2 separate regions of the Homo sapiens genome follow, and region 2 is linked to region 1. Evidence: read pairs that join two places in POLR2A ChIA-PET (ENCODE). Cell type or tissue: A673. All regions are shown on one strand.

What was found. ChIA-PET counts read pairs that join two places held together with the same protein. Peaks named below come from ENCODE experiments on the same cell type or tissue, not always from the same donor. Only the 100,000 strongest peaks of a DNase experiment are listed, where the experiment ranks them.
Region 2: POLR2A ChIA-PET joins it to region 1 with 7 read pairs; 1 of 35 experiments calls an interaction of 5 or more read pairs at or near these places.

What each region holds. Positions count from the first base shown.
Region 1 is chr7:112,904,144-112,912,143 of GRCh38, forward strand. The region is part of intron 2 of SAMTOR (S-adenosylmethionine sensor upstream of mTORC1); the gene reads right to left. Among named protein-coding and RNA genes, the nearest start is that of SAMTOR, 32 kb to the right of the region's middle. In A673, no CTCF peak of the experiment used is centred here; a DNase peak (open chromatin) is centred at 4,138.
Region 2 is chr7:111,849,901-111,857,900 of GRCh38, forward strand. All of the region lies in intron 23 of DOCK4 (dedicator of cytokinesis 4), which reads right to left. Among named protein-coding and RNA genes, the nearest start is that of DOCK4-AS1, 45 kb to the left of the region's middle. In A673, CTCF peaks have their summits at 3,909 (motif pointing left), 5,536 (motif pointing left) and 6,170 (motif pointing left); DNase peaks (open chromatin) are centred at 3,871 and 5,521.

The sequences.
Region 1 (8,000 bases):
CAATCAAGAGAATGAAAAGGTTACAGAAGCCCTAAAAAACATAATAAAGTTTACCTTATTGCTAGAAGATGAACTCTGCATTCAGAGAGAATAGCTTCTTTTTAATTATACATGGAATAGTCACAAAAATTACCATATATGTGTATTAAGTCATGAAGAAAACCATAGTAAAAACCATAATGAAAAAATACAGACAAAATTATACAATTGCAATGCAATAAAATGAGAATTAACCAAAAACAAGAAATCCATTCTATCTGCTATTTTTTAAAAAAGTAAAAAAGTAAATAACTTGGGTCAGAGGGCAAATACTAATAAAATCACAGAATATCTAAAAATAATTAATGAAAGCATTACAAGTCAGAAGCTAAGGAATGCAACTAAAATAGCAATCTGATGAAAACTGAGATGCTTTAATGCTTATATCAATACAAACAAAAGAAGAAAATCAAATGAAATAAACATGGAACTCAAGGGATTAGAAAATGAAGCAAAAGAAAGGAAGAGTGCCAACAAATACACAAAAACTTGTGCAACTTTTTTCTAGAAAAATACACCAAATATATAGAATAGAAAAATTTCTTAAACTTGACTCGGTAGAAATAAAAAGTTTAAACAAAACAAAAATCCAAAGATGAAATAGTTATCAGAGTTAATCTTACCAAAAAGCACCAGTACAAGCCTTCAAAAACCAGATAACCCCTGTATTAATCATGTTTTTTACTTTATCTTTCATATTTTGATATTTTGGGAGGGGTGTTGGAGGGTGTGCTTATACATCCAGAGAGAGACTGCCCCTCTCAGGACCAGCTAATTCCTTAAGGTGGTAAACTTACTTGGGAAAACATTTCTCATATGCAAGCCAACCGCTATCTAACTTTTACACATAGACCATTAATTCCCCACTACTAAATCAACTCAAGACCATATACCAGACAACAACGGACAGCCTCTAGTCCCCAAAGCCTACTGAAATTATTCAACCTAGCCAATCCTAAACCGTTTACTCTGCCCTGCCTTGGCTTTTCCATAAAAAGGTCAATAACAGCTCTGGTCTAGGATTTCCTTTAGCTCCTGCTTCTGACTCCTGACAAAATCTGGTGCTTCCTTTATAGCCCTGCATGGTGCAGTATGTCCCCTTCTCTCAGGAAATATAAGTAATAAATAATTATTTCAATGGCATTGATCACTCCATGTTTTCCCTCAGTCACCTCTATAAATTAAAATTCCACTGATACATGTGAGACAACCCCAAAAGTACTTAAACTGTTCCAAACCATAGAAACAAAAACATTTTTCCAAATTCATTTTCAGGGAGCAAAATTACAATAATACTTATCTGATCTCATAAAGACTACAAAAATAAAGGCCAATATCACTTATAAATATGAATAAAAATATGAAATTAAATTTTAACAAACAGAATTAAATATGACCAAGTGATATGTATTTCAGGAATGCAAGGATGGTTCAGCATAAGAAAATCCACTAATATAATTCACTATATTCATAAATCTAAGAAGAAAACACATTTATTCTTCTCCATAGATGTTGAAAGGTCATTCAACAAAATTCAAACCCATTCCTAATATAAACACTCAATAAAATACAAGTTGGCAAACACTTCCTTAATATTAGAAATATATATATATACACACATCAGCCAAAAAGCCAGCAACTTAATGAAAATACACCACATACATTACTGCAAAATGAATAAAGCACAGCTACGTAATAGACAAGAGAAAAAGATTTAGTCAAATGAATAAGAGAGGAAGAAATAAAACTTTGTGTATTTATAGATGACATAACAGATACACCTTGACAACCCAAGAGAATCAATCATAAACTCATATAAACAGAAAGAAAATTCATTAAAATGGTAGGATGTAAAACATTAAAAAATGAAAATCATCCATATATATATGTACACACACAACAATATCCTGTTAGAATATAGTCATGTGTTGCTTAACAATGGGGATATGTCCCAAGAAGTGCATCATTAAGGTGACTTCATTATTGTGAAATCACCCAAGTATACTTAAATCTAGATGGTATAGCCTACTACACATCTACAGCATGTTACCATACTGAATACTGTAGGCCACTGTAACACAATTGTTAAGTATTTGTGTATCTAAACATAGAAAAGGTATAGTAAAAGTACAATATTATAATCTTATGGGACTACCATTGTATGTAGTCCATATATTTCCACTGTTGATGGAGATGTCATTATGCAGTGCATAGCTGTATAAACAGAAGGGAAGGGGACATTTACAACAGCAATAAAAATGACAAAATACCTAGGAGTAAGCACAACAAGAAATGTGCATAATCACTATACAGAAAACCTTAAAACACTACTTTGCAAAGTAGTCTGCTACTTTTGACTAAAGTAGACTAGAACAAATGGAAAGACATATCTTTTTTTTTTTTTTGAGACAGAGTCTTGCTCTGTCACCAGGCTGGAGTGCAGTGGTGCGATCTTGGCTCACTGCAACCTCCTCCGCCTCCTGGGTTCAAGTGATTCTCCTGCCTCAGCCTCCCAAGTAGCTGGGACTACAGGTGCACACCACCATGCCCAGCTAATTTTTGTATTTTTAGTAGGGACAGGGATTCACCATGTTGGCCAGGATGGTCTCAATCCCTTGACCTTGTGATCTGCCCACCTCGGCCTCCCAAAGTGCTGGGATTATAGGCATGAGCCACCATGCCCGGCCGACGTATCTTTTTAATGGATAGGATGACTCAACATTATTGAGATATCTGTTGTTCCCAATTTATGAAAAATTAATGTAATCTCAATAAAAGTAATTTTTAAAATGTAGTTGGACCAGTTGATCCTAAAGTACATGTGGAAAAAAGCAAAAGCAAGAAAAACCAAGAAAACCCTGAAAAAGAATAGTGTGAGATGGGGGTATGGAGAGAAGACACTACAGAACAGCATTGTAAGTCTTTATGATTAAAATAGTGATAGTAGGCATGGATCAATGATATACACAATGGAATATGACAGAAAAGCTAAAACAAAACCAACTATATGGGAAAACTTAGTACATCATGTAAGTGTCATATCAAATTACTGAAGAAAAGGTAAAGTTTTTAATAAATGTTGGGGAAATGGATAACTTTGGTAGAAAAAAAATTAGATCAATACTTCACAAGAAAGACCAAATTTGACTTTTAAACAGGTCAGAGATTTAATGTAATAAATGAGAAATCCCCTAAGTACTAGAAGAAAACACGAGTGAATAACAAATTGTTATTTGAATTCCTACAGTCTGGTAATTAGGAAAGCTTTTCTAAGACAATAAAAATCTGGAAGCAATAAAACAGAAGACTGATACATCTAACTACACAAAAGCAAAAACTTTCTGTATGGCAAAAGATATAGTCAAAGACAAAGGGCACAAATATTTATAAATGATATAAAGAGCTCCAAAAAAATCAAGAAAAATTAGAGACCAAAAGTCAACAGAAAAAAAAAACTATCAAAAACATGATCACATAATTCACAGGAAAAAAAGGCAAATGACTCCTAAATATATAAAAAGGTACTTTACCTCATTCATAAGAGAAATGTAAAATAAACTCAAGCTAGAGATACCAATTCCAATCTATCGGAGAAAAATTCAATAGCTGAGCCACATACTATGTTGGTGAAGTTATAGAGAAATGGGTATTCTTACTTACTTATTTATTTATTTATTTATTTATTTATTTATTTGCTGGTGAAACTGCAAAATGATATAACCTCTACACAGGGCAATTTGGCAGCACATCTAATAAAATCACATATGCATTTAATCTCCATTCCTGCAATTCCACACCTAGGAATCTACAAATATACAATGACAAAAATACAAAATGCACACACACAAGGTTATTCATTACAGCACTATTTGTAGTAGCAAAAGCTTGTAAACAAGTCATGAAAATGAGGAATATATCTGTATACCTGTGATGGTTAATTTTAGGTATCAATTGTCAAACATTATCTTAGGTGTTTCTTTGAGGGTGTTTTTGGATGATATTAACATTTACATTGGTAGACTAAATAAAGCAGACTGCCTTTCCTTAATGTGAGTGGGCCTCATTCAGTCAGTTGATGCCTGAATAGAACAAAAAAGCTGACTCTCTCATGAATAATTAAAGAGAATTCCTCCTGCCTGACTGCCTTTGAACTGGGACACCAGCTTTTTCCTGCCTTCAGACTCGAAGTGGGTCTAGAGGCTGCTGGCCTTTAGACTGGATCTATACCTTCAGCACTCATGGATTGCCACCTTGCCCACTCACCTTGCAGATCTTAGGAGTTGTCAAACTCGATAATCATATGCATTAATTCTTTATAACAAATCTTACTATACACACAAACAGACACATCCTATTGCTTCTGTTTCTCTGAAGACTCCTGACCAATACCAAATACAGTAATTCTCATATTAAGTAAAAAAGAAAGGTACAGAGTATATAACAGTATACAACACACTACCACCTACAGGGATAAGAAAGGGTGGATATATGTACATATGCATATGTACATGGATATGAATTTGTTTATTTTTGCAAAAACAAACACTGGTAGGATAAAAACAAAACAAATGAAAATGGTTACCCATAGGAGGTGTTACCCGGTGTAATGCCTATATGACAGTTGAATTCTGATCCTGCCCCAACTCTGCTTACCTTTAAGAAACAGGATACCTGTAATAAAAAGTTCCCTTTGAAATAACGAGACCGGGTGAGACTGGTTAGAACCAAGATAGCTGACATAATGAAAAGACCTCACGTTTCATTATAATCTCATTTCCATGCTAAATGAAATGGTACTCCCACCAGTTCCATGACAGTTGGCAAATGACCGTAACAACTGCAAGAAGCCATAAAAGGACAAAAAGGATGGTGGCACTCCAGTTCTAGAAAGTTCACTGCCCATTTCTAGAAAAGACATGAATATTAATCCTCTTGCTTTTAATGTCCAATGCCTTCATTAGAAAACCCTATATTTTAACCCCCCAGCCTATCACTAGTGGAGAAGTTGAATTATGAGCCATGCTCCTGCTTCTCAATTCCATGGCCATCAAATAAAGCCTGCACTGCTTGATACTCACTTCTGGTTTTGTGTACTGGTTTTGTGACAATGAACAGGGAAAGACCCCATCTTTTGGGAAACCAGCTTTGTTGGTAACAGAGGCAGGTGTAAATGAAGAAAATAAAAGGGAGTCTTTTTTGAGTATATCTTTTTATAAGGTTTGACTTTTGAACCATGTAAATGTTTTATATTCTCCAAAATTAAAATAACAATAAAAAACGCCCCAAACTGAAAATTAAGTGAAATCAACTGTATAGCAAATTGGTATTACAACCATACAGAAAATAACTGTTTCAAGCAACTTTTAAGCATATATTCTGATCCTTGGTGGGATATGTTCTAAAGACAAAAGAACTGCAAAGAAATCTTACATTTCAGTTATTTTATTTTTAGAAAATCAGTATTGCAATTTTTAAATCATTTTATGTAAATTGTAGGAAAAGGCTAATGTATTAATGTAATTCAGAACCAAGTCCTTCGGTGTAACAGAAGAGAAATAAAAAACAGATAAGTTAAGCAAAAATAAATATAAATATAAAACAAAGTTGTTAAGCAAAAATCTTATAATATTAAACTGGAGTGGAAAATATCAATTAGGAATTTGATTGAATATTTATATATAACACTATATAATATTATATTATATATTTTTCTAATTCTCTTTACCAAAAAGATGCAGAATAAAGCACACCCTGTGCACATCTAGTATCCACATGTTACTTTTCAAATGCCATTTCCCACTAAATGAAACTAGGACTCCCTGAAGAAACAGTCTGATGCCAGGTCTCGACGAGGGGAAGCAAAGACTCATCTTTGTACTACAGAGCAAGAAAGTGCTCACAGGTGACGTAAAACACAGAAGTAAACTTTGACTGGGCTCCTGCTGCCTAATATGAAATTATTTGAACACCCCACCCCCCAAAAAAAGACTAATAATGAAAAATGGAATAAATAAAAATCCAAGATGTTACTGTGACAGTCCAAAAAAATAAACCCCACAACCCCGTTGTCCTAACTGTAATTGACTATTATACCAATTGCTTTCGTGAAAATTGGTAATTAAACAGAATTACATATTTTTTAATCTGATTTTCTGGATAACATGTAATCATCATTCACCATTTATAAAGGAAAATTCTTTTATTTACAAAAGAATGCCAGCTAATAAATGTCAAGAAATAATACAATTTTAAAAATAATTGTTTTGTAACCCCAAATATTATTTAATAAATGGAAGTAAAACTGTTTGTTGAAAGACTGTTAGGAAAGAGGATTGATCCACAAGCCAAAATATCACTGTACATATTACTTAATTATAAAGGGATAACATAAGTTTACAATGGAAAGATTGAGTAGATACCACCTTAACCAAATGATAACATTTAGTATCTCTAATGGCGGTACACCTCACAACAAAAACCTACTAATATGACACAAAATGATGTATGAAGCTTCATCTAATAGATATTTTTGCAAAAATATCTGACCTGAATCAATCCTTTAGACCCAACTTTCAGTTTACAGGAAATAAATGAGATTGAGGAAATAAATAATTGGTACCATGAGAAAACAATCAGATAATCCTGCATGTAGAACACAAAACTAGTTTGGAATTAGGATACAGATTATCAGAACAGCTCATATGATACAATTTAAAAAACAACGTATTAAAAAGAAATCATGAGAGATGAGAATGCAAAGGGGTCTAAAGGAAATAAATTACAGACAAGCACAAGTCCTTCCAAAATGAGAAGGGATCACAGGCACTGGGGAATTTGCTGAAATGGTACCTGGGCTGCAGAGAATCAAGCCTTCCAGGGTAGAAATACTCTGCTGGATTAAAGGGAAATGGCAGAGCTTTTAACAACTGCTTGGCTGTGTGACAGATTGATATCTTTAAGAAACTCAAATGTAGAGATAATTCTCCCCATTCTCCTCCTGATTCCCTCCACAGGTCTATTTATGAGTATGTGAAGGCAGCAACAGCACTGGTGGCTGCGAGTGGAACTAAAAAGCAGAAAAACATTAGGCTTATGTCCTGCAAGAGAGTTGCACCTGTAATACTCACAGAACAGGATTCATTCACTATCAAAGCACTTGAGACCAGAAGTGAATTGAAACCACCTAAAGAGGTCATCCAGCTCCAATACAGCTCAACTCCTGATGGTATCAAAGTGTTCAGTCTTTCATTCTAGCTGCCTTTCAGAGCAAAAAAAGCATGTCTCTCTGGAGAAAAAGGGTATTTATGCCAATCTCTTCTAAACACAATGCCAGTATAAAAACAGAATTATCACACATAAAGCAGGAAAAAATGACCCATAACCAAAAGAAAAAATAGCCAAAAGAAACAGACCCACAGATAAGACATGTTAGAATAAGCAGACAAAAACTTTAAAATAACTATTTTAAATTTATTTTTTTAAAATAGAGAAAAAGACAACCCAAATGGACAAAAACAGAGAACTTCAACAGAAAAATTAAATCTCTAAAAAGCCAAGTAACTATTATAGAAAAACTGGGAAAAATGGTATCTTAAAAACATCTTTACTGGTTAATGATAGATAAAAAAGCCAAGAAAGAAAAATCAGTAAAGATATATAGAATACTTGAACAACACTATTAACCAGCTTGAACCAACAATTGCAAAATGCAGAATGTGGGATATTCTACAAATTAACTGACATTTGTCTAAAAACTCAATGTTATGAAACAAACAAACAAAAAAACCAAGAACCTAAAGAATTGTAACCACCAAATGCAATGTATGAGACTTGATTGGATTTAGAAAAAAATACATATATATATAAATTTTAAAATATATTTTGAAGACAGAAAAATCTGAACTTATGAACTAAGTATTTTAGAAAATTAGATTACTGTTAACTGTCTTAATATGATGACG
Region 2 (8,000 bases), 1.1 Mb before region 1:
TGAGGTTCTGTGGAATAAATTAGTTTGCTCCTTGGCCCTACCCTAACTCCACACACACCGTGCCCACATTTCAGCTTTCTCTTGTCTGCAAGTCAACTGCCACCCAGCCTTGTAAAAATTGCTGCTATTTCTTATGCATTGTATCTCTTCTTCCATTCTCTTAAACCTGTGAGCTTATACGTTAAAAAAATTTCTTTTTGTATCTGTAAGTACAGATACAAAAACCCTTTTCAAAACTTTAGCAAGTCAATTCCAACAATATATTAATATAAAGTTGATAACACCCTTGATATCTGATTGGGTTCCTCATCCTCCACCATCCCCAGGTGATGTCTGATCACCTTGCCCTGTCCTCAGCGAGAATCCTGTTAGGTCACTTTAACCAGAATCTGCACACTCCCTGCCCCCACCTCCCACCCTTATCTTTGATGTTTCCTGTCTACCCACCCGACTCTGTTCCTTGGCTATGAAGTCCCACTTACCCATGCTACATTAGAAATTCAGCCCAATCTTTCTCCCTTATTGCAAAATCCTTTTGCAGCCACCCCCACACCTATCACCATGACCCTCACCTTGAAAAAAGCCTGACGTACTGTCCTCAGAGCCCAAGCTAACCCATCATACCCCCTGTGACCTGCACATATATAAACAGATGGCCTGAAGCAACTGAAGAACCACAAAATAAGTGAAATTAGTCAGTTCCTGCCTTAACTGATGACATTCCACCACTGTGATTTGTTCCTGCCCCACCCTAACTGATCAATTGACCTTGTGACATTCCTTCTCCTGGACAATGAGTCTCAGAAGCTTCCCACCCAGCACCTTGTGACCCCCACCCCTGCCCTCAAGAGAACAACCCCCTTTAACTGTAATTTTCCATTATCTACCCAAATCCCATAAAACTGCCCCACCCATCTCCCTTTGCTGACTCCTTTTTCGGACTCAGTCCACCTACACCGAAGTGATTAAAAAGCTTTATTGCTCACACAAAGCCTGTTTGGTGGTCTCTTCACACGGACGCGTGTAACACTTACCATCCTCAGCAAATGTCATTAATTATTTTTTACTTTAACAGATGCCGAGGTAATTCAATGGAGAAACAATAGTTTTCTTCAACAAATGATGCTAGAACAATTGGATACACATATGTTAAAAACAAAAACAAAAACCCTCTATCCTTACCTTACACCAAATGCAAAATTTAACTTGGTATAGATCATAGACCTAAAATGCAAAGGCTAAAGGTATAAAAGTTCTGAAAAAGCCGGGTGCGGTGGCTCACACCTGTAATCCCAGCACTTTGGGAGGCTGAGACGGGTGGATCACGAGGTCAGGAGATTGAGCCCATGCTGGCTAACACAATGAAACCCCGTCTCTACTAAAAATACAAAAAATTAGCTGGGCGTGGCGGCACGCGCCTGTAAGTCCCAGCTACTAGGGAGGCTGAGGCAGGAGAATCGCTTGAACCTGGGAGGCAGAGGTTGCAGTGAGCCAAGATTGCACCACTGCACTCCAGCCTGGGAGACAGAGCAAGACTCCATCTCAAAAAAAAAAAAAAAAAAAAAATTTCTGAAAGAAAACATAGAAGAAAATCCTAGTGACTCTGAGTTAGATACAGATTTCTTAAACAGGTACAAAACCTCAAACTATCAAAGGTAAGTGATAAATTACATTTGATCAAAATTAAAAATTCTACTTGACTTGCACCACTGACCCTGTTTAAGATCCCTATTTGTTGCCTTCTTTCTACTTGAGGACCCAAGAATTAGACTGCTTAGATTAGAGTTCCAGTTCCGTGAAATACTAGCCTCAGTCTTTTCATCTGTAAAACGAGGCTAGCAATGGTAACTCCTCCTGGGATTGTTTTACGGATCATATTAGCTAGCAGTGCTTGGAATGCAATGAGTGCTATGTAAGTGTTATTCTCCTTTCTTCCTCTTTCAATTTTATCCTATATCTATAGATAAAAGTGATTCTGTATGCTACTAAAAGTGATAAGGAGTGCAAATAAAGCATCCACAACTGTGAAAGTGCCTCTCTCTCTCTCTCTCTCCTTCCTTTTTTTTTTTTTTTTTTTTCTTGAGACAGAGTCTCACTCTGTCATCCAGGCTGGAGTGCAATGGCACGATCTCGGCTCACTGCAACTTCCGCCTCCTGGGTTCAGTGATTCTCCTGTCTCAGCCTCCTGAGTAGCTGGGATTACAGGCATTCGCCGCCATGCCCGGCTAATGTTTTGTATTTTTAGTAGAGACGGGGTTTCACCATATTCCCCAGGCTGGTCTTGAACTCCTCCGCTCAGGCAATTCATCCTTCTTGGCCTTCCAAAGTGCTAGGATTACAGGCGTGAGCCACCATACTCAGCCGGAGTCTCCTATTTCTTTTGATGCCTGCCACTGGGTTACCAAAATAACCAGGTCTGGCCTCAGGTTTAGCATCAAAACAGACAACATAAGGCACAGGCATTCTATACATTAAGAAAACAAATACAGAATATTCAAATCCAAACTTGTAAAATAATTCATTGCAAGCCTTCTTTAAACAGTAAGCCTCACCAGGGAACTTAAATACTTATTTACAAATCAATTACTTAACAAAAAGAACCAGAAAAAAAAAAAAAAACCCTGAAAATTTAAGTGCCAGTAGTCATTGCCTAGTAATGTTTAATTAGAAAGGAAGATAAAGCTTATCTGATATGTTCCTTCAGCTAGGGGGATTTGATTTCTAAAAATTCAATTTGCAGCCAATTGTTAAGAAAATATCAACTGCAAAAAAGTAAGTAAGGTGGACAAATAATTTGTGTGTGGCATGTATACAAAGAAATACATAACAACCCAGCTTGCAGATTTGCTTTTTCTCCATTACTTGGGCAATGCCAGCCAGTGCAATTGATAGACTGGGTGGGTAAATGCCAAACAAGCTGACTGGTTGATATGCTAATTCTTACCTTTAAAAGAAAACAACCAGGCCCATCAAATAAGACCCCCCATAAAACAATCCAAGTTGAACATTCACTAACTTTCCATGCATTTAACAACAGAATCTGCCGTGCAGGTTCTCTCCTTGAGAGGGCCGATACACTCATATTCCACATCTCAGATAAAGCTCACTGTGTTGTATGTCTCCTTGAGTGTATAAGGAGTGACTCTCATTTACTTTTTTGGTCTACACTTGAGTGGATATACAGCCAGCTCCCATCAGTAATCCCCACTGGACACGGGACTAGGAAGGAACAAGGGAAGCTGGGTAGATTTCCTCCTTTAGGTTAATTTTGAGGAGTCATACTTTTGCCTCCTCTATCAACAAGCTTTAGACAGGGATCCTTGAAGTCAGCATCAGTCACCAAGAGCGCGAGGTCTGTGAGTTCCATGGCAGCACACAAGGGTTGGCCGTTACATTCCACAAACTGGGCTCTAGCATGGGCTGGACGTGGGCACTGCTGAGGGGCGGCCTCAGTACGGGGAGATTGTAAACAAGGGAGGCAGAAGGACATGTGGCAGCACAGCTTTGCATGTAGCAGAGCTGCTGACTACAGAAAGCCTGACATCAGAGCTGGGATGGGCCTCTGTGATCAAAGCCACCAGGAATTGAACTGCCAAAGTCAGAGCCAGTCGCAAAACCTGCAAACAAGCCTTTCAGACACTGGAATACAGACAACAAGAACTCAGAGAGGAAAGGACTGCAGATTCAGTGGGCTACGTTCTCATGCAGACAATGTCAGGATCACAGAGGAAAGCAACAGTGGAGGGCTACGGATGATCCCTGTATTAAGCTCCCAGATCCCACCCACTGGCTTTAATCCCACCCTGAATGCCTCCACCTCAGGCATCCTTCCTAAAGCAAGACACATGTACTGTGTACATCTTACTTTTGGTAGTTACGCCACCTCCTGGCCTGGGACTCCTACATAGCCACCCTGCCACACACTGTTTTATTGTCATATTCATGCTCATCCTGAGCTCAAAAAGTTGCTTTTCCAATAAGATTTTTTTAAATACACATCATTTATTCAGTAGCTTTTTGTTGTTGTTGTTGTTTGGTTTTTTTTTTGCTTTAGATGGAGTCTTGCTCTGTTGCCCAGGCTGGAGTGCAGTGGCATGATCTCGGCTCACTGCAACCTCCTCACAGGTGCAAGTGATTCTCCTGCCTCAGCCTCGGGACTAGCTGGGGCTTCAGGTGCAGTCCACTGCACCTGGCTAATTTTTATATTTTTAGTAAGGGAGGAGACCACCCCTCATATTGTCTTATGCCCAATTTCTGCCTCCAAAGAAAGAAGAAATGAAAATTAAAAGGCAGAAATGAAATTCACAGGCAGACAGCCTGGTGCCACACCCTGGGCCTGGTAGTTAAAGATCAACCCCTGACCTAATCGGTTATGTTATCTATAGATTACAGACATTGTATGGAAAAGCACTGTGAAAATCCCTGTCCTGTTCTGTTCCATTCTAATTACCAGTGCATGCAGCCCCCTGCCTGCTCAATCGATCACGACCCTCTCACACGGACCCCCTTAGAGTTGTAACCCTCAAGAGGGACAGGAATTGCTCACTCGGGGAGCTCAGTTTTTGAGACGTGGGTCTTGCCGATGCTCCCAGCCGAATAAAGCCCTTCCTTCTTTAACTCGGTGTCTGAGGAGTTCTGTCTGTGGCTCATCTTGCTACATTAGTAGAGACAGGGTTCCACCATGTTGGCCAGGCTAGTCTCAAACTCCTGACCTCAGGTGATCCACCTGCCTTGGCCTCCCAAAGTGCTGGGATTACAGGCGTGAGCGACCGCACCCAGCTATTCAGTAGCTTTTGCTACTGTATCCCGATCCCTAACCCATGATTCAGTCAGTACCTAGTGTTCATGAAACATCTATTAAGCACCTACTTTGCACCAGGCACTATTAGGGAAGCTAAAGATATCATTGTGATCAAGGCAAATAAAGTCCCTGGCCTCTGGGGTTTCCCTTCTGGGGTGGAGGAGGGAAACAGACGTTAATCAATGAAATACCCAATTCTCTATTTCATTATAATTGTGCTAGGTGATTCAAGAAGCAAAACACAGTGTACTATAAAAGTGATAATTGAGTGGGTGGGGCACCAAAATTTCTTGAGAAAATGAGAGACTAAACCATGAAGGATAAATGGGAATTAACTCTGTTGGGCAGGAGCTGAAGAAAGTGGATTCCAAACAGAGAAAAGTAGCAAGGAGATGAGATGAGGCAGGTGGACGGGGCCACATCACAGGGCATGGAAGATCAATTCTGGAGAGTGCCCCCCAATAAAACAGAACTGGGATGTGAGTAGGAGCTGGGAGTGACATCATCTGGTATGTTTCTGAAGGTAACTTTGGCTAATAGATGGGTGGTGAAAGGAAATACAGGAAACAAGGAGAGAAAAGACAGAGGCAGCTCAGAGCAAGTGCAGCTGGACTAGAGAGGAGGCAGTGGGGGTGTGGAGAAGCTACAGAGGCACGTGAGGTTTCTTGGCCACAGACAGAGACAAAGGGCAAAAGGGAGAAGGAATGACTCTGAGGCTTCTAGGTGGATGGTGCTGCCACCTACTGAGCCAGGAAAGACTAAGCTCAGAGAGAAAAAAGTTGAGATTTTCATTTTAGACATGCTGAGTTTAAGGAGCCTGTGAGATATCCACCAGAGATGTTAAGAGCACAGTTGGATACTCAAGTTTGGAGCTCCGAGGAGAGATCTGGCCTAGAAATATAAATGTGAGAGTTAGGTCAGCACATGGATGGCACTAACTGAGGCTAAGCAGGTGGAATGAGCCCCAAGATTTGCTCAGATTTCCCTGCTACATGGCACCCTGGAAACTTGCCCCATCACATACGCTGCTGTACTTTATCATATTATAATTATTTGTTCGACATCTACTTTTGTGCTTTACTGTAAACAGACAGAGAGCAGGGACTCTATTGGTTCAATTTGTTATAGTATTTCCATCCTAATATATTTCTAATATAATACTGTGGAGTCTGTCCATAATAAATATTTGTTGAATGAATGGACTCCATCATGAGTTCTACTGGATATTACAGGCTACTCAAATAGAGCCTGGCATTTCTGTCTTCAGGTTTAAACACAGCTTAAACAGGAAGAGTGAGGAGGCCCGTTATCAGTCTGGTTTACAATGACTCCATCTGCTGGTGCTTGCTCTGAGCACGGGGAGACAGCAATTCCCACTACCTTGCAAGCCACGGCAGCTGCCTGTGACACACATGCTCCCCATCCCTCTGAAAATCTGTGCAAATGTGGATGAGTGACGTGTAAGAAATGAAATGATACAGGTGTCACCCTTTCCCCAGTAATGTGCTTGTTATACTGTCAATCCGCATTGAGAAGTTCAGAAACATAGTAAGAGAACTAAGTTGAAAGGGAGTCTTGTGACTCCCAAAATATGTGAGTTTACATTTGTTTTCAAAACCCACAGTTAAAACCTAGGGGCAACTATGATTTCAGTGAGGTATATTTTTCATCTTAAGTTCTATGTGCAGGGTGAGGTGTTACCTAAAACTATTAATTTTATCTTTGCCCTGTCTAGAGACAGATGTAGAAACTGTTTTTCAAAGATACATCTTTCTAGGTTCTTGGTTAAGAACATCCACTTAAACATGGTTATAGCTGTTTAGCCTTTAACAACAACAACAAAAACAGAAAACCCAAAATCATTATGTGGGCAAATCTTTCATAAAATCCAAGAAAAGAGCCTGAAAAACTGTGGAAACTGTTAAACTTTCAGCAAGTGCTTTCAGAGCTCCCTGATGGTGAACACCTGGAAAGGGCTTCACCCTAGAGTTTTTTCCCTTTGGAAAAGCCTGGGGAGAGGGAACCAGAGGGGAATACGGGTAAGCGGGAAGAGGAGGGGTGAGATAAAGGGATTGAGACTGAAGGAACAAAACACTAATGATTTTTAGCCAAAGGCTTTCTTGAGGTCCCAGGTAGTTTTTGAAAATATACTTTTACATTAGATCATCATCACAAATTCCATATTTAAAAAAACTAAGGTCTGTACATTTTTTGCAATGGTCCTGCATTATTACTCTGCTTCTAGAGAAAAAAGAAGCCCTTATTTCTGCAACTTTATTCTTTCTAAGGACTCTCTATTTTGCAAGCCCTGGCTAGCAGAAAAGTTCTAAACAAATGTCATTTTTAAGAATAAAAGAAATGTAATCACTTGCAATGCAATAAAACCCAACACTAAACTACACTTTATAGTTCTAAGAAATAAAAGCTACTAGGCACTCATCAACTGTAGTAAGATTTTATTCCTGAAGTTATCAAATTAATAGAAAAACCTATCAAACATCCTTTCTTTATATTATGGCCTAAAATGTTGGAGAGCATTAATTCTTAGAGTATACTTTAAAAATAGTCTAATAGTCTACCTTTCTCTATCTTTCCATTAATTTTTTATTGCAGTTTTGTATAAAATCCACAAAATCCTTAATGGGGACTGGGGAGTTTCTGCCAAAAAGAAAAACAATTACTCTTGACTACTTAAAAAAATTCCTACCCTAAAACACTTGATTTTTTAGTCTGTAGGCAAAAGCAAGTCGTACCAGCAAGCTTCTCACCAGTGGTACATGATCAGTGCCTTTAGGTCTTTATATTTACTTCTATTATCTGTGCTGGGATTTGCCTGATAAACTGTTCAATTCTTCCAAAGTAGAAACATATATAGCTATTTTTTAGCAAGAAAATAGCTCAGCATTAACTCCAGCCATCTGTTAAACAAATCATCAAGTACCAAGCAATGGTGACAAACGCAAAGTGAATGTAAAACCCACAGCTCTAGCAGATCTGACCTCGCGAAGTCCGGCAGACCCTGTTCCTGACCTCTCGCTATCACGCCCTAAACTATGTCTCTGCTACCCGCTACACTTCCTCCTTCCCCAACAACCTCTCTGCATCAAATCTACCCTTTTGTCATTGCCAAAGCTGTCTTCTCCAAAACCATTTAGACTCTTCTATTCATGGCCTTCAGCAAATAGGAAGAATAAAATCT